3 separate regions of the Homo sapiens genome follow, and regions 2 and 3 are each linked to region 1. A link is a loop called in an ENCODE intact Hi-C map of the cell type or tissue named here. Cell type or tissue: heart right ventricle. All regions are shown on one strand.

Evidence for each region. A loop is a pair of places that touch in the nucleus more often than their neighbours do. Peaks named below come from ENCODE experiments on the same cell type or tissue, not always from the same donor. Only the 100,000 strongest peaks of a DNase experiment are listed, where the experiment ranks them.
Region 2: a loop joins it to region 1, with 2.9 times the contacts of the local background. A loop is called at or near these places in 12 of 110 quality-filtered maps.
Region 3: a loop joins it to region 1, with 5 times the contacts of the local background. A loop is called at or near these places in 52 of 110 quality-filtered maps.

Annotation. Positions count from the first base shown.
Region 1 is chr5:32,074,397-32,079,396 of GRCh38, reverse strand. PDZD2 (PDZ domain containing 2) reads right to left here. Exons shown (of 25, transcript NM_178140.4): 18 at 4,754-5,000; 19 at 1,791-1,935. Among named protein-coding and RNA genes, the nearest start is that of GOLPH3, 97 kb to the left of the region's middle. In heart right ventricle, a CTCF peak has its summit at 2,484 (motif pointing right); DNase peaks (open chromatin) are centred at 1,856 and 2,496; H3K27ac peaks cover 1,527 bases.
Region 2 is chr5:31,852,386-31,857,385 of GRCh38, reverse strand. All of the region lies in intron 2 of PDZD2 (PDZ domain containing 2), which reads right to left. LOC124900953 (a long non-coding RNA gene) reads right to left here and starts at 2,530. Exons shown (of 2, transcript XR_007058717.1): 1 at 2,218-2,530; 2 at 1-1,228. RefSeq lists enhancers at 2,710-3,382, 3,383-4,056. In heart right ventricle, a CTCF peak has its summit at 1,945 (motif pointing left); DNase peaks (open chromatin) are centred at 2,115, 2,655, 2,875 and 3,125; H3K4me3 peaks cover 2,920 bases; H3K27ac peaks cover 3,754 bases.
Region 3 is chr5:31,575,616-31,580,615 of GRCh38, reverse strand. No RefSeq gene overlaps it. Among named protein-coding and RNA genes, the nearest start is that of C5orf22, 46 kb to the right of the region's middle. In heart right ventricle, no CTCF peak of the experiment used is centred here; no DNase peak of the experiment used is centred here.

The DNA.
Region 1 (5,000 bases):
TGCCGGGACTCCCACAGAGCTCGACAAGTGGGATCACAGTCATCACCAGCCACTGAGAAGAGTGTCCCCTACCCACAGAGTGCAAGTTTAGAATCCAGATTTCCTTTTTTTTTTTTGTTTTTTTTTTGTTTTTTTTTTGAGACAGAGTCTCACTCTGTCCCCCAGGCTGGAGTGCAATGGCACAATCTCAGCTCACTGCAACCTCTGCCTCCTGGGTTCAAGCAATTCTCGTGTCTCAGCCTCCTGAGAAGCTAGGATTACAGGCATGCACCACAACACCCGCTAATTTTTTTATGTTTAGTAGAGGCGAGATTTCACTATGTTGGCCAGGCTGGTCTTGAACTCCTGACCTCAAGTGATCGGCCCCCCCTTGGCATCCCAAAGTGCTGGGATTACAGGCATGATGAGCCACCGCGCCCCACCAGAATCCAAAATTTCAATAAAGGTCTCCACTAACAAGGAAGCAAAGTCACTTAATTCAGTTGATTTTTAAAAATCATGTTTTACAATATTATTTTGTTCAACTACTAGATGATGGGTAGCCAAATTTTACATACACACATACACACCCCACACTTTTTTTTTTTTCCCAGAGATTGGGTCTAGTTCTGTCACCCAGGCTGGAGTGTAGTGGCGTGATCATAGCTCACTGCAGTCTCAAACTCCTAGGTTCAAGTAACCCTCCTGGTCTTAGCCTCCAAAGTATAGCCACATGCCACCACATCTAACTAATTTCCTTTTTTTTTTTTTTTTTTTTTAATTTTTGAGACACAGTTTCACTGTATAGCCCAGGCTGGAGTGCAATGGCATGATCTTGGCTCACTGCAACCTCCACCTCCCGGGTTCAAGCAATTCTACTGCCTCAGCCTCCTGAGTAGCTGGGATTATAAGCGTGCTCCACCATGCCCAGCTAATTTTTTTGTCTTTTTAGTAGAGATGGGGTTTCACCATGTTGGCCAGGCTGGTCTTAAACTCCTGACCTCATGATCTACTTGCCTCAGCTTCCCAAAGTGCTGGGATTACAGGCATGAGCCACTGCACCTGGCACCTAAATAAATACTGAGATAACTTCTGCCTCCACGATGTTACTTAATCTCTCATCAACACTTATGTGTGGTTTTTCAGTATCATTTCACTTGTCCTTTGTGGAGGTTTTTGTTGCCATTTCTCAGTGCATTTGATTTCACGTAGGCAGAGTGCTGTGATTTTGATGGGTGGGAAGTCCTTTTGATTCATCTCATGTCTTGTTGGTGTCACAAAAGGGTAAAAAGGGTCAACTGACTGAAAATGGATGTGTTCAACATGGCATGAAAACGATGAGTTTAGGCACAATGATATAGTAAAGGTGCTAAATGCAGGCAGTATTTAAATGTTAATTTGTGTAAAAGATTTTTCTCCTTAAAAATATCAATTTCCTTTCTTTCTTTTTTCTTTTTTTTTTGACAGAGTCTTGCTCTTGTTGCCCAGGCTGCAGTGCAATGGTGCCACCTTGGCTCACTGCAACCTCCGCCTACCCAGTTCAAGCGATTCTCCTGCCTCAGCCTCCCAAGTAGCTGGGATTAAAGGTGCGCACCACCACGCCCGGCTAATTTTTGTATTTTTAGTAGAGATGGGGTTTCACCATGTTGGCCAGGCTGGTCTCAAACTCCTGACCTCAAGTGGTCCGCCCACCTCGGCCTCCCAGAGTGCTGGGATTACAGGTGTAAGCCACTGCGCCTGGCCTGTATAATGCTTTCATTAGGGTATCTCCCCACCTACTTTAAGATTAACAAATGGGAAAATAATCTTACCAGTCATGGGTTGTTGCCCCAGCTCTGATGCAGCTTTGGGCAGGTTCTCTGTGAGGTGGCTGGCATCCAGATGGGACAGAGCACTGGCTAGTTCACAGCTGGTAGAGACACAAGCATCTCCAGTGGTCAGCTTTCCCAGAGATTCCTGGCACAATGACAACCACAAGCCACTTGAAATAACTTTCAGGCTTTCTGCACCGTAAGATGAGATCATATATAGAGAGCAGAGCTAGTTCAGGAAAAGGCAAAGGGGCCCTGGACTAGGAGCCAGCAGATCCAGATTGTGGGTTTAAGGTCTGCTAGGAATTAAATGGTCATATCATTCTTCCCCAAGCCTCCATTTTTTTCAACTCTAAAATGGGCATAAAACATTCCCAGTCTTACTCATAGAGCTTAAAAGAAGACGATTAAATGAGAACAGTTATAAAAACAGCACATATAAGGCTAGACAGATGTAAGGTATTGTTATTATATTGCATAGAGATATCCAAGACTATAACACTAACTCCTTAGTTTGGTAGTGAGGGAATGAACGAATCTGGATAAACAAAATTGACATTTCATATTTCAAGACTTCACTTTGGCTAAGTGTCCATTACTTTCTCTTCTTCTACCTAACATTCAATGCAATGAAATTCTAAAACTAACAGTTAAATCAGCTTCATGTGAAATTTATCCATTGTGAGTGATAAAGTGGCCCAAAGGTGGCAGCAGAGCACAGAGGTGAAAGGGATAATATGTCTTTCAGCAGCTTTGGTAAGAAATCTTTTCATAAAATGTCAGTTACCAGCTGAGGGAAACCTAGATAGAGTTTAACTCAGTTAATTTTCTATTTATTAGTAACACAAATGTAACATAAAAACAGTAGAGGAGTTTCAGAACTAGACAGAGGTGGTGGGTCATATTGCATTCTGAATGTACTAAGTGCCATTGACTTGTACATTTCAAAATGGTTAATTTCATGTTATATGAATTTCACTTCAATTTAAATCAAGTAGTAAATAAAAACAGAATTTAACTCACGTACCAAAAGAGGAAGGTTTTTTCTTCCAATATTTGAGGACATATACTTTATAGCAATCCATTCTATTTTCTTTCTCAGATATAAATAAAATCAAATTTTGTAACTAAAATTTTTATGAGAAAAATTAGTCTTGTACAAGTTTCAAATGCTGCTCAAAAGTTCATTCTGAGAGTATTAACTTAGAATTACAAAACTCTTATTTTAATAGATATAAATTATTATGAATAAAAACCCTAATTTGCCTTTATACAGTTATCCAAAACTTGTGATTTGTTTTTTTTTTTTTTTTTTTTTCTTGAGACCGAGTCTTGCTCTGTCACCCAGGCTGGAGTACAGTGGCACGATCTCAGCTCACTGCAACCACCACCTCCCGAGTTCAAGAGATTCTCCTGCCTCAGACTCCCGAGTAGCTGGGATTACAGGTGCACACCACCACACCTGACTGATTTTTGTATTTTCAGTAGAGACGGGGTTTTGCCATGTTGGCCAGGCTGGTCTCTAATTCCTGACCTCAGGTGATCCACCTGCCTCAGCATCCCAAAGTGCTGGGATTACAGGCGTGAGCCACTGTGCCCGGCCGATGCTTTTTAAAAGAAGAAATTTACCCAATGGCCAAACATTATATTTTAAAACACAGGTAGTGGTTGGAGGTAAAATATGATATTTGAGGAGAAGGAAAAAAGATGTGCATTTCTATTAAAACAAAAATAAGGTTAAAAAAACGACTTTTGCCTGGTATAGTTTTTATGACTTAGCATTTTCCAGGTCTATTGACATATATGTTTATATAAACCACTTGAACACACATCTATAATAATATGGCTTTATAAGTCATCTCAGATTCTTTGTTCAGCGAGAGAGAGAGAGAAGTTATTTATGTTAAGGAGATTATAAACAACATTGATTTCTCGTACTGTCTCCTTGATAAAGTAGAGGTATATTGAACATTTTTAAAAATGAACAATTTGATATTCTAACATACTCGTAACCAAGTAGTAACATAACCAATATTAACTTGCATTTAATGTGGTACATTATCAATTTCTAAGTGAATGCATTCCTGTTATTCCATATGATACCACAGCAAGGTTATGAGTGGCTATAATTATATATAACCAATGTAGAAATTTGGAAAAATATAAGGATCACTCATAACCTTATCAGCTGGAGGGAATCACTGTTAACATATATTTGATGGTCCCTCCAGCTCTGTGAGATGACCAAGGCAGAGAGCACCAGCCCAGAGAACTAAGCTCAGAAATGTTTAATAACTTGCCCAAGTTGTAACTCGACCAGTGCCAACTAGTCAGCAGTGGAGCTCATGCCAGGCCCATGGTTTTACTTTCCCTGTGCCACACTGCCTTTCCATCATTAGCCACAGGTGCTGTGTACAGGTAAGACAGAGATTCTATAGTATCTTCTGGCCAAATGATCTCATGACTAACCTGCTGATACATTAATAAGCTCCCTAGGCTGGGTGCGGTGGCTCACGCTTGTAATCCCAGCACTTCAGGAGGCCGAGGCAGGTGGATCACCTGAGGCCAGGAGTTCGAGACCAGCCTGACCAATATGGTGAAACCCTGTCTCTACTAAAAAATACAAAAATTAGCCAGGCGTGGTGGTGTGCGCCTGTAGTCCCAGCTCCTCGGGAGGCTGAGACAGGACAATCGCTTGAACCTGGGAGGCGGAGGTTGCAGTGAGCTGAGATTGCGCCACTGCACTCCCGCCTGGGTGACAGAGCGAAACTCCATCTCCAAGAAAAAAAAAAAAAAGGCTTCCAAGCAGTCCAGGTATTTAAGTGACTGACTCTGTTGAAAGATAATTCTCCAGCCATCATCCTTTCCCACTGGCAGCTTACCCATGCTTTACAACAGACTCCATCTTCACTCACACATATTCATGCACTTCCATTCCAAGTAACTAAGAGAAAGTCAGTTACCTTCTCCACAGCTCCACCTGGCTGAAAGCCAGCGACAGTCACTTTGACAGAAGTGGCCTGGACTCTCGAGTCCAGATCGCATGGATCATTGGCTCTGCCAGTCAGGTTCACTGTCTGTGAGCCACTGGGCTTGGCCTCAGCCTCGGATCTCTTGCAGTGGGGGCTTACCCTGGCCACTGGTCTGTGCCTGGAGCCCAGGCCTTCACTTTTCTGCTGGGGGGAACTGGGGCTCCCAGTGTTCGTCGGA
Region 2 (5,000 bases), 220 kb after region 1:
CATGGGGTCTAAAACACACGGGATGCTACATGAGAAATCAGCAAAATAAATTCTCATAATAACAGTGAGAGGAGACCCCACAATGATGGATGTGCAACTGGCCTCAAGAGCGGCAAGCGGAGGAGGACAGAGTTCTCATGAGGGAGGGACCCAGTGGGCAGTATGTACTTGCTAACTAGAAATAAGTGCAAAGAGTTGAAAATGGTTGTCTCTGGGGCACAGAAGTGGAAGTTGAGGCTGAGTGTGGTGACTCACGCCTATGATCCCAGCACTTTGGGAGGCTGAGGCAGGAGGTTTGCTGAGGCAGCCCAAGAGTTTGAGACCAGCCAGGGCAACATAACAAGACCACGCCTCTAGAAAAGACAAAGAACTGGAAGTTGGTAAGAGGTAAGGTGAGTGAGTACTGTCCCTAGTTATAAGCCTTGTAGACATATTTGACTTTTTAAAGTTATATATATATATATATATATATATATAGTTTTGATAAGGAGGGAAGCTCACGCTATAAGTCTGATTCCGGAATGAAAATCCAGTAAAATCAGGAAGCACCCACCCTCTGGAGGGCAGAGCAACAAGCACTTGGCCAAACCTCTGGGAAACAGAAGACGATGAAGAAGGCAAAAGGGGAGAGCAGGTAAGCGACCTTGATGTCCCAGGAAACAGTGCAATGGACTCACCATTCTCTTCAACGACACCATCCCTAAGTGTGACAGAGATTAGCAGGAACAGAGGCTCAAGGGAAGCGCTACTACGTGCCAGGTGCGCCGCTGGGAAATTTAGGGACGTGAGGAGGCAGAAAGGCAGTTTGGTGACTTTGCTGCTCTTAGACCATCTTTCCTTCACTCTAGATAAGAGGGAGGCTGGCAATTACACCCAGCAATGCAGGCTCAGAGAGGGTGAGGGCCCAGATAAGCCTTAAATTCACTTCGATTCCGAACCCCATCACTTTCCCTTTCTTGTTTCTTTTGTTTGTGGCCCGCTCTGAGAACTCTTTTTCTTCCTTAAGACCTGACACAGGCCTCTTTCCCCAGAGGCCATCCTGTCTGTGAGTCCTGCAGCTGCACCCAGGGGCCTTGGGTTTGACTGAAGATCCTGGATTAACTGTGGGTGGGTCCCGTATCCTCTCAACTCCATTAACATCTCAGCAAAAGGAGCCACGGAGGCCTACAGGTTAGCATTCAATGGCCAGATTAGCAGCTGGGGACGAGATGAGGCCCTTGCAATTCACCTGCAAAGTTGAATTGAGAGTTACAAAACAGTGTAAGAGTGCAAACTCTGAAAATATTATTTTGTATGTATTTAAAGATATGTCTATATTATTTAGAGTTTATTATATCCCCTTATGATACCAAACTCAGCCTGGCCTATTTCTATGAAAAGCATTTGTTTACTGTTTACATTCACAGTCTTTTTCTCCCAGACATGGTTCCCAGGATGACAGCTGTAGTTACCGCCTTCTTTCCCTCCATCTCATGAGACAAGACTGACTTCATTTCACTTCTGGTGTTTATCAACTACCTAGTAGAGAGGAGCTACAGGACAGAAAATGCCATTCTCTTTCCAAACATCCTGCATCTTTAAATATCTTTGATTTGTGGATCCTATGATCAAAACATTTTGGGAATCAGTGGTGGGGCTGTTGTCCAAGCAGGCTGTTTAGTAATTTGGGGGCAAAGATCTGTCTCCAAATGCCATCACGACTTCTTGTGAAATCATCCACAGTTCCCGCGGGTAGAGAAAGCAGCTTTGCTCCGTCTCAGTCATTCTGCTGCTAGCGAGGGATGGGGGACAGTATGACAGATTTCCCGGGCTGCTGCCATGCCCCCCGCCCCTACCGGGGCTTCAACGGCACAGGCCCCAAGGTTCTGAAACCGCCGTGGCTCCGGAACCCCCTATTACCTGTCCCCTCTGGGCACCCCTTCCCTGCCCGTCACACACAGCCGGGGCGCCTCCTTCCGTCCAGCCATTGACAAACCAGCTCCAAGTCACTTACTCCTCCCGAGGAACACAAACCGTCTCTCAACACGCAAATCCCCCACTTTAAAAACAACACACCCCAGTGATCCGGGAGACGAGAAGGGCAGACGCTTAGGTGGCCGCTCCGCGCCTCCGAGGCTGTGGCTAAATCTCCACATTTGTGGATTCAGCCCCAGTCTGCACCCGACCTGGATCAGATCAGAAAACCTGAGGCTTTCGCCTGAGAAGCCGATTTCCTACCTCCAGTTCTGAAGTCACCTTCGGAGGGTTCCTCTCCGGAGCTCCTGGGAGTCTCCGCCGGCAGCAGCTGGGCGCCGGGTAATCCGCTCGCCAGGCCGGTCTCCGCGCCCCCGGGGCAGCTCATTAGCCTAATCACCTGCAGGCGGCCCGGGGGCCTGGGGCGGCTGCCAGCTGCCCTCCTGGAACGCGGCTCCTGCAGGACTTCCCGAAGGCTGCTCTCCGCCGGCTCCAGGTCTGTGGGAGGACCCCCCCCTCCTCCCTCCGCGCCGCGGTGGAGGAGGTTAGGAAAAGCCTGTAATGCAATCCTAAACTCGGCTCGCCACTCCCCTGCTCACTTGTCAAAACCCCACGGCATTCCAAGATCCCCTCCCCGGTCACTCCCCTCGCCGGGAAAAGGAAACCGCCCTGGGGAGGATTTCAGGGAGTTTGGGGCTTCTCATCCAGACACCTTTGTTTACACCGAGGGCTCAGGAGCTTCCTGGGGCAAACCTGGAGCAGGTTAGAGGAAAAAGCGCCCTACCCTAGACCCTCGTTTGCACCAAAAGTTCTCCCTCCGAGCCATTGCAAGAAGCTCCACCTTCCCACATCAATTCACTTCATGACCACTCCGTTTCATAATCCGCGGCAGCCTGAGTTCTTACAGGGGTGGAGCCCCCAGCTAAAATCACAACCATCGTATGGGGCAGGATGTCAGGGAACTTTCCAGAAATCCCCGGTCAGAGCCTTTCGGCTGGAGTAACCAAAGTTAACACCGCTGAATTACAATCGCCGGTGACTGCACGACTGAAGCATTTCCTTTATACCTTCTCCCGCTCCCCTACCCCTCCCACCTTCTGTGGGGTTCAGTCAACAAGCCCTCCCCCAGGAGGCCTGAGTGGGCCTGGGCCCTGCAGCCATCGCTCCAGCTGCAAACTGATGAGGAAGCCCGACCCACGAGGCCGAATTGTTTACATCACACCCACTGAGGCTTCCTGTCTTAAATTAATGGGAACACAAATAAGACAGGAAAAGAGTGTTTGCTTTTCTTAAAGCAGGGGAGGGGGGCTGGCAGCGGGAGGGGGAGTCACCCCACATTTCATTGCTTTTCAAAACTTCAGCTGTATTCTCTTCCATTTTTCCACTCCTGACACTTGTTGAAAAGTAAAAGCGTCACTGGTGCCAAACCTCAAGCCTTTATGGAACGTCTGCTCAAAACACATTTCACCTGGCTTCAAAAGGCACCCAGGGTGGAGCTCCCAGGGACCTGAGCTAGAGGAATGGAGAGCTCCTGAGGTTGATGGCACCAATCTCAGTGCAAACAAACTCACTCAAGCCCTGGGCCTCCCTCCCGGGACTTGCACAGGCAGGCACACACTCCACTCCTTGGGGTTCAGGTTAAGTCACACCCCAGTCCCACTCCACCCCTCTGGCTCTAAGCTCTGGTTGTGGGCATCCAGCAGCCCCTAAAAGTAAATGAGCTTTGCAACGGACAGATCTGGTGGAATTCGAAGCAATTAATTATAATGGAGGAGGCAAAAGAAAGCTTCAATTCCAGTACCATTACTGCCACCGGAATGGGTAATTAAAGCCCAGGAGGGGCCAACCCATGTCAAGCCTGGGCTGGAAATCTGCCCACTCTCAGAAGCAGCCCCAGAGCACATAGTAAATAATTATCATCATTACCAGTCCTGGAATTACCCCTAGTTGCTTCATTCAGGTGGGCACAACAGCCAACCCAGAAACAGGCAAGGAGTGTCAGGTCATGGTATTCCTCCTTCGGAAGAACCAAAAGGAAACAGAACCCCAGGATAAGATTTATTTCAAGAAGTTTTGGGTACTGCAACCAACAATACCTCATGGAGTTTAGGAGAACACTACATGTGCCCAGTGAGAACAAGCTTTGTAGACCAGTCCTCCAAACATCGCAATTCCTGGGTCAAAGCAAATTAGGCTGATGATTTCAGAAAAAACCAAGGGTATTAGAATTCTCTAACACAAAGTGTCTGGCTTACACATATTATAAGGGTCTCAGTGAATGCTGGCTCCACCCCCTTCCCTTTTCCCACTCTTCTGCCAGGAAGTGGTAGTCTTTCATTAGCATCCTATAAGTTTTATGGGAATTAAGTTCAAATTGAATAATTTTCTAATAATAATTTGAGAAGTGCTCCTTTGCTTCCTTTCTGAGTGTTTTTTCCACAACAGTTTCCCAATGTTTTAGCTTCTTTCTCCACTCCTTCAATCCAGGTACATAATTGATGATGTGTACATCAATGCTGTTTAAAGTAAATGTATGGGCCAGGCGCAGTGGCTCACGCCTGTAATCCCAACACTTTGGGAGGTCGAGGTGGGTGGATCACTTTTGGTCAGGAGTTCGAGACCAGCCTGACCAACATGGTGAAACCCCATCTCTGCTAAAAATACAAAAATTAGCTGAGTGTGGTGGTGGGCACCTGTAATCCCAGCTACTTGGGAGGCTGAGGCAGGAGAATTGCTTAAACCCGGAAGGCAGAGGTTGCAGTGAGCCGAGATCCCATCACTGCACTCCAGCCTGGGCTACAGAGTGAGACTCCAACTCAAAAACATAAAATAAATACATAATAAAGTCCAGGCACGTGGTGGCTCATGCCTGTAATCCTAGCACTTTGGGAGGCCAAGGTAGTTGGATCACTTGAGGTCAGAAGTTTGAGAGCAGCCTGGCCAACATGGTGAAACCCCATCTCTATTAAAAATACAAAAATCAGCCAGGCGTGATGGCACGCGCCTGTGGTCCCAGCTACTCTACTTGGGAGGCTGAGGAAAGAGAA
Region 3 (5,000 bases), 500 kb after region 1:
AAAACCCAAACTAAATATTAAAAAATGTTGATCTTAAATTAATTCAAGTTGACAAAGACAGGTGTAAGCCCAAATACTGCTTGATAGTACACGAAACATACAAGTAGAAGGTTTTGTTTGTTTGTTTGTTTGTTTACTGGGCAAAATGGTTTTATCTGCAAACTAGTTAGAATGAAGCTCACAAAAATGGAAAAATAGGGACCTCTGAAGGGGATAAAGAAGGAGAAAAGAGGAAGATAACGGGGGTCTGTTTTTTACCTGTACCTCTTCATCACAGTAGCAGGTGAACACCCTGCATATATTGGTCATTGGCCAGCAAGAGCAAGAGTGACCCTCCATACCCAGGAGATTTGAATGGGTTGCTCCTGAAGTGGCCTTCAGAGTGAGGATGATAAACACTGTCCTTCTCTTTTCTGTGAATGTAGGCAGTGTATGCCCATCTAACTTCAATGGAAAATCAGCCAGAAAAAGCGCTTGGATTTTCAATAGTGCTGCCCTGCCTTTTCTGGAATGTCATATATAAGGGGCTATGGTAAGGGGACATCAGTATTATCTAGGTAGAATGAGAAAAAAGAGAATTGAATTATTCAAAGTAATTGAATCATTTTAGAATATTCAACTATTAATAATAATTGAGTATTCAATTATTTCTGTTATAAAAATGCTTTAGCAACTGTTAATAGTGCTGATAGTAGTAAAGAGAGTCTTTCCAGGACCTATGTAAGGCTTTTCTCCAGTTTGAGGAAGCCTTCATGAAAACATTACCTCCAAGAACCTCCTTAAAGTTATGTATTAATTAAAATTTAATAATTTTAATTAATAAATTTAGTAATTAACAATAAGTATAACAATAATTATTTAAAATAATTTAATTAAATATTTAATAATTAAAATTATTAAAGTATTTTAATAAATAGCAGTCATTAAATTGCTAGCTTAAGTCTTGGCAGTATGTGTTATATAGTTTTCATTGTAGAGGTTTTACATGTCTTTTGTTAAAGTTTTTCCTAAGTATTTCGTAAATTTTAATGCTTTTAAAAATGGTAATGCCGGCTGGGCGTGGTGGCTTACACCTGTAATCCCAGCACTTTTGGGAGGCTGAAGCGGGTGGATCACAAGCTCAGGAGATCGAGACCATCCTGGCTAACACGGTGAAACCCCATCTCTACTAAAAAATACAAAAAAATTAGCCAGGCGTGGTGGTGGGCGCCTGTAGTCCCAGCTACTCCGGAGGTTGAGGCAGGAGAATGGCGTGAACCCGGGAGGCGGAGCTTGCAGTGAGCCGAGATCGAGCCATTGCACTCCAGCCTGGGCGACATAACGAAACTCCGTCTCAAAAAAAAAAAAAAAAAAAAAAAAAAAAAAAGGTAATGCCTACCTGGCCCTTTGGAAAATTAAAAAAAGAAAAGAAAAAAATGGTAATGGTTTTATTTATTCCTTTCCAATATGTATGACTTTATTTTTCTTACCTTTTTACACTGGTAAGACCTCCAGTATAATATTGAATAACGGTGGGGAAAGTGAACATTCTTGCTTTGTTCACAGCCATAAGGGAAAGGTAGTCAATATTTCACCATTAAGTATGCTATTATCTTTAGGTTTTTTCCTAGATGACTTTTATCAAGAAGTTCCCTTCTGGTCTTAGTTTACTAAGAGATTTTCATTTTTAAATCATGATGGCTATTATTGAATTTTGTCACAGGCATTTTGTTGCATTTATTGAGATGATCATATGATTTTTCTCCTTTATTCTGTTAGTGTGACAAATAGCAACAATTGATTTTCAAGTGTTAAAGCAACTTTGCATCCCTAAAGTAAACCCCACTTAGTCACAATGTATTATCCTTCCTTTTCATGTATTGCTCCTTTCAACACTCTATTTTCCCTTCCCTTCCCCTCCCTCCCTCCCTCCCTCCCTGCCTCCCTCCCACCTTTCTTTCTTTCTTTCTTTCTTTCTTTCTTTCTTTCTTTCTTTCTTTCTTTCTTTCTTTCTTCCTTCCTTCCTCCCTTCCTTTTCTTTCTTTCTTTTCTTTCTTTCCTTCTTTCTCTCTTTCTCTCTCTCTCTTCCTTTCTCCTTCCTTCCTTTCTTCCTTTCTTTCTCTCTCCTTCTTCTCTTTCTCCTCCTCCTTCTCCTTCTCCTCCTTCTCCTTCTCCTTCTCCTTCTCCTTCTCCTTCTCCTTCTTCTTCTTCTTCTTCCTCTCTCTCTCTCTGTTTTCAGACAGGGTCTCACTCTGTTGCCCAGGCTGGAGTGCAGTAGCGTGATCATGGCTCACTGCAGCCTTGACCTCCTGGGCTCAAGCAATCCTCCCACTTCAGCTTCCCAAACTGCTGGGATTACAGGTGTGAGCCACTGGGCCTGGCCCAGAAACTATTTTCTAAAGGAGTCTGTGGCCGGGAGCGTGGCTTACGCCTGTAAGGAGACTGAGGCAGGAGAATTGCTTGAACCTGGGAAGCGGAGGTTGCAGTGAGCCAAGATTGCGCCACTGCATTCCAGCCTGGGTGACAGAAGGAGACTCTGTCTCAAAAAAAAAAAAAAAAAAAAAAAAAAGGAGTTTGTGTAAGATTAGTATTATTTCTTCCTTAAATGTTTGGGAGAATTCCCAAGGGAAACCATCTGGGTCTTCAGTTTTCTTTGAGGGATGGCTTTCAATTCTCAATTCAACTTTTAAAATTAATATATTCAGATTTTCAATTTTTTTTTTTGCATCAGTTTGGTAAATTGTGTTTTTCAAGAAACTCCTTTCGTCTGATTTGTCACGTTTATCAGCATAAAGTTACTGCCGCAGGCTTTGTGGTGATCTCCCCTCCTTCTGTTTGAGCTTGGGAATGTATGCTTTCCCTCTTTTCTGGAGCATTCTCAAAGTCTCCCATGGCAGTGTCCTTTTTCCTAGGCAGGGCAAAAAGGATGATCTTCTTTCAGTTATGGAGAGGCCAGCACCCTCTTCCCCTTTCTTCTATTTGTCATCATCCACAAACCCCTGCACGCTCATAGATAAGACAGACACTATCTGGGAGATCCCTCATTTTCCCCATAATAGGTTCCCTAAAATGTTTTTTGGACACGAGAATGTATAGACTTTGGGGGATGTGGACAAAACAGACAAATACCAACTTATAATTACTATTACTATGATTATACATATGTGCTTTAAATCAAATTATAGTGTTACTATATAAAAACACACACATATTTATACTCTATATAAACACAGCATGTACCATTTTAGCCATTTTTAAGTGTACAATTCAGTGGCATTAAGTACATTCACAATGCCATGCAACCATCGCCACTCCCCATTTCTGGAACTTGTTTTTTTTTCTTTGAGACAGAGTCTTGCTTTGTCACCCAGGCTGGAGTGCAGTGGTGTGATCTCTGCTCACTGCAGCCTCTGCCTCCCGGGTTCAAGTGATTCTCCTGTCTCAGCCTCCGGAATAGCTGTGATTACAGTCGTGTGCCACCACACCTGGCTAATTTTTGTGTTTTCAGTAGAGACGGGGTTATACCATGTTGGCCAGGCTGATCTCGAACTCCTGACCTCAGGTGATCCACCCATCTCTGCCTTCCAAAGTGCCAGGATTACAGGCATGGGCCACTGTGCCTGGCAGATTTCTGGAATTTTTAAATCATTCCAAACAGAAATTCTATACTCATTAAACAATAACTTCCCATTGCTCACTCCCCACAGCCCCCCGCTAGGCTTTATCTACTTTCTGACTCTATCAATTTGCCTACTATAGGTACCTCATTAGTGTTTTCATGCTGCTAATAAAGACATACCCGAGACTGGGTAATTTATAAAGGAAAGAGGTTTAATCGGCTTGCAGTTCCACATGGCTGGGGAGGCCTCACAATCATGCGGAAGGCAAAGGAGGAGCAAAGATATGTCTGCAAAGACACGGCAGCAGGTGAGAGAGAGTGTGCTTGGGAACTCCCATTTATAAAACCATCAGATTTCATAAGACTTACTCATTATCATGAGAACAGCAGTAAAAACCCACCCCCATGATTCCATTACGTCCCATTGGGTCCCTCCCATGATACGTGGGAATTATGGGAGCTACAATTCAAGATCAGATTTGGGTGGGGACACAGCCAAACCATATCATATACCTATTATAGGTACCTCATATTATAGGTACTTCATACAATATTTGTCCTTTTGTGTTTGGCTTATTTCACTTAGCATATGCTTTTACAGTTCATCCATGTTGTAGCCTATCAGAATTTAATTCCTTCTTGTGGCTGAATAATATCCCATCATATATATATATATATATATATATATATACACACACACACACACCACATTTTATTCATTCATTCATCTGTGATGGACACTTGGTTTGTTTCCACATTCTGAATATTGTGAATAATGCTTCAATTCTTTCGGGTATATATGTAAGAGTAGAATTGCTGGACCATATGGTAATTCCATGTTTAACTTTTTGAGAAGCTGCCAGACTTTTTTGCACAGAAGCTGTACCATTTTACATTCCCATCAGTAATTCATGAAAGTTCCAGTTTCTTCATATTCTTGCCAACACTCCTCATTTTCTGCTTTTTTGATAATAGCCATCCTAATGTGTTTGAAGTTATATCTCATTGTAGTTTTGACTTGCATTTCCCTAATGATTTATGAGGCTGAGCATATTTTCATGTATTTATTGGCCAGTTATATAGAGACGTCTATTCAAGACATTTGCCCATTTTTGAATTGTTTCTTTTTTGTTGTTGAGTTGTAGGAGCTATTTATATATTCTTTTATTTATTTATTTATTTATTTTTGAGACGGAGTCTTGCTCTGTCGCCCAGCCTGGAGTGCAGTGGTGCGATCTCGGCTCACTGCAACCTCTGCCTCCCGGGTTCATGCCATTCTCCTGCCTCAGCCTCCTGAGTACCTGGGACTACAGGCACCCGCCACCACGCCCAGCTAACTTTTTTGTATTTTTAGTAGAGACGGGGTTTCACCATGTTAGCCAGGATGGTCTCGATCTCCTGA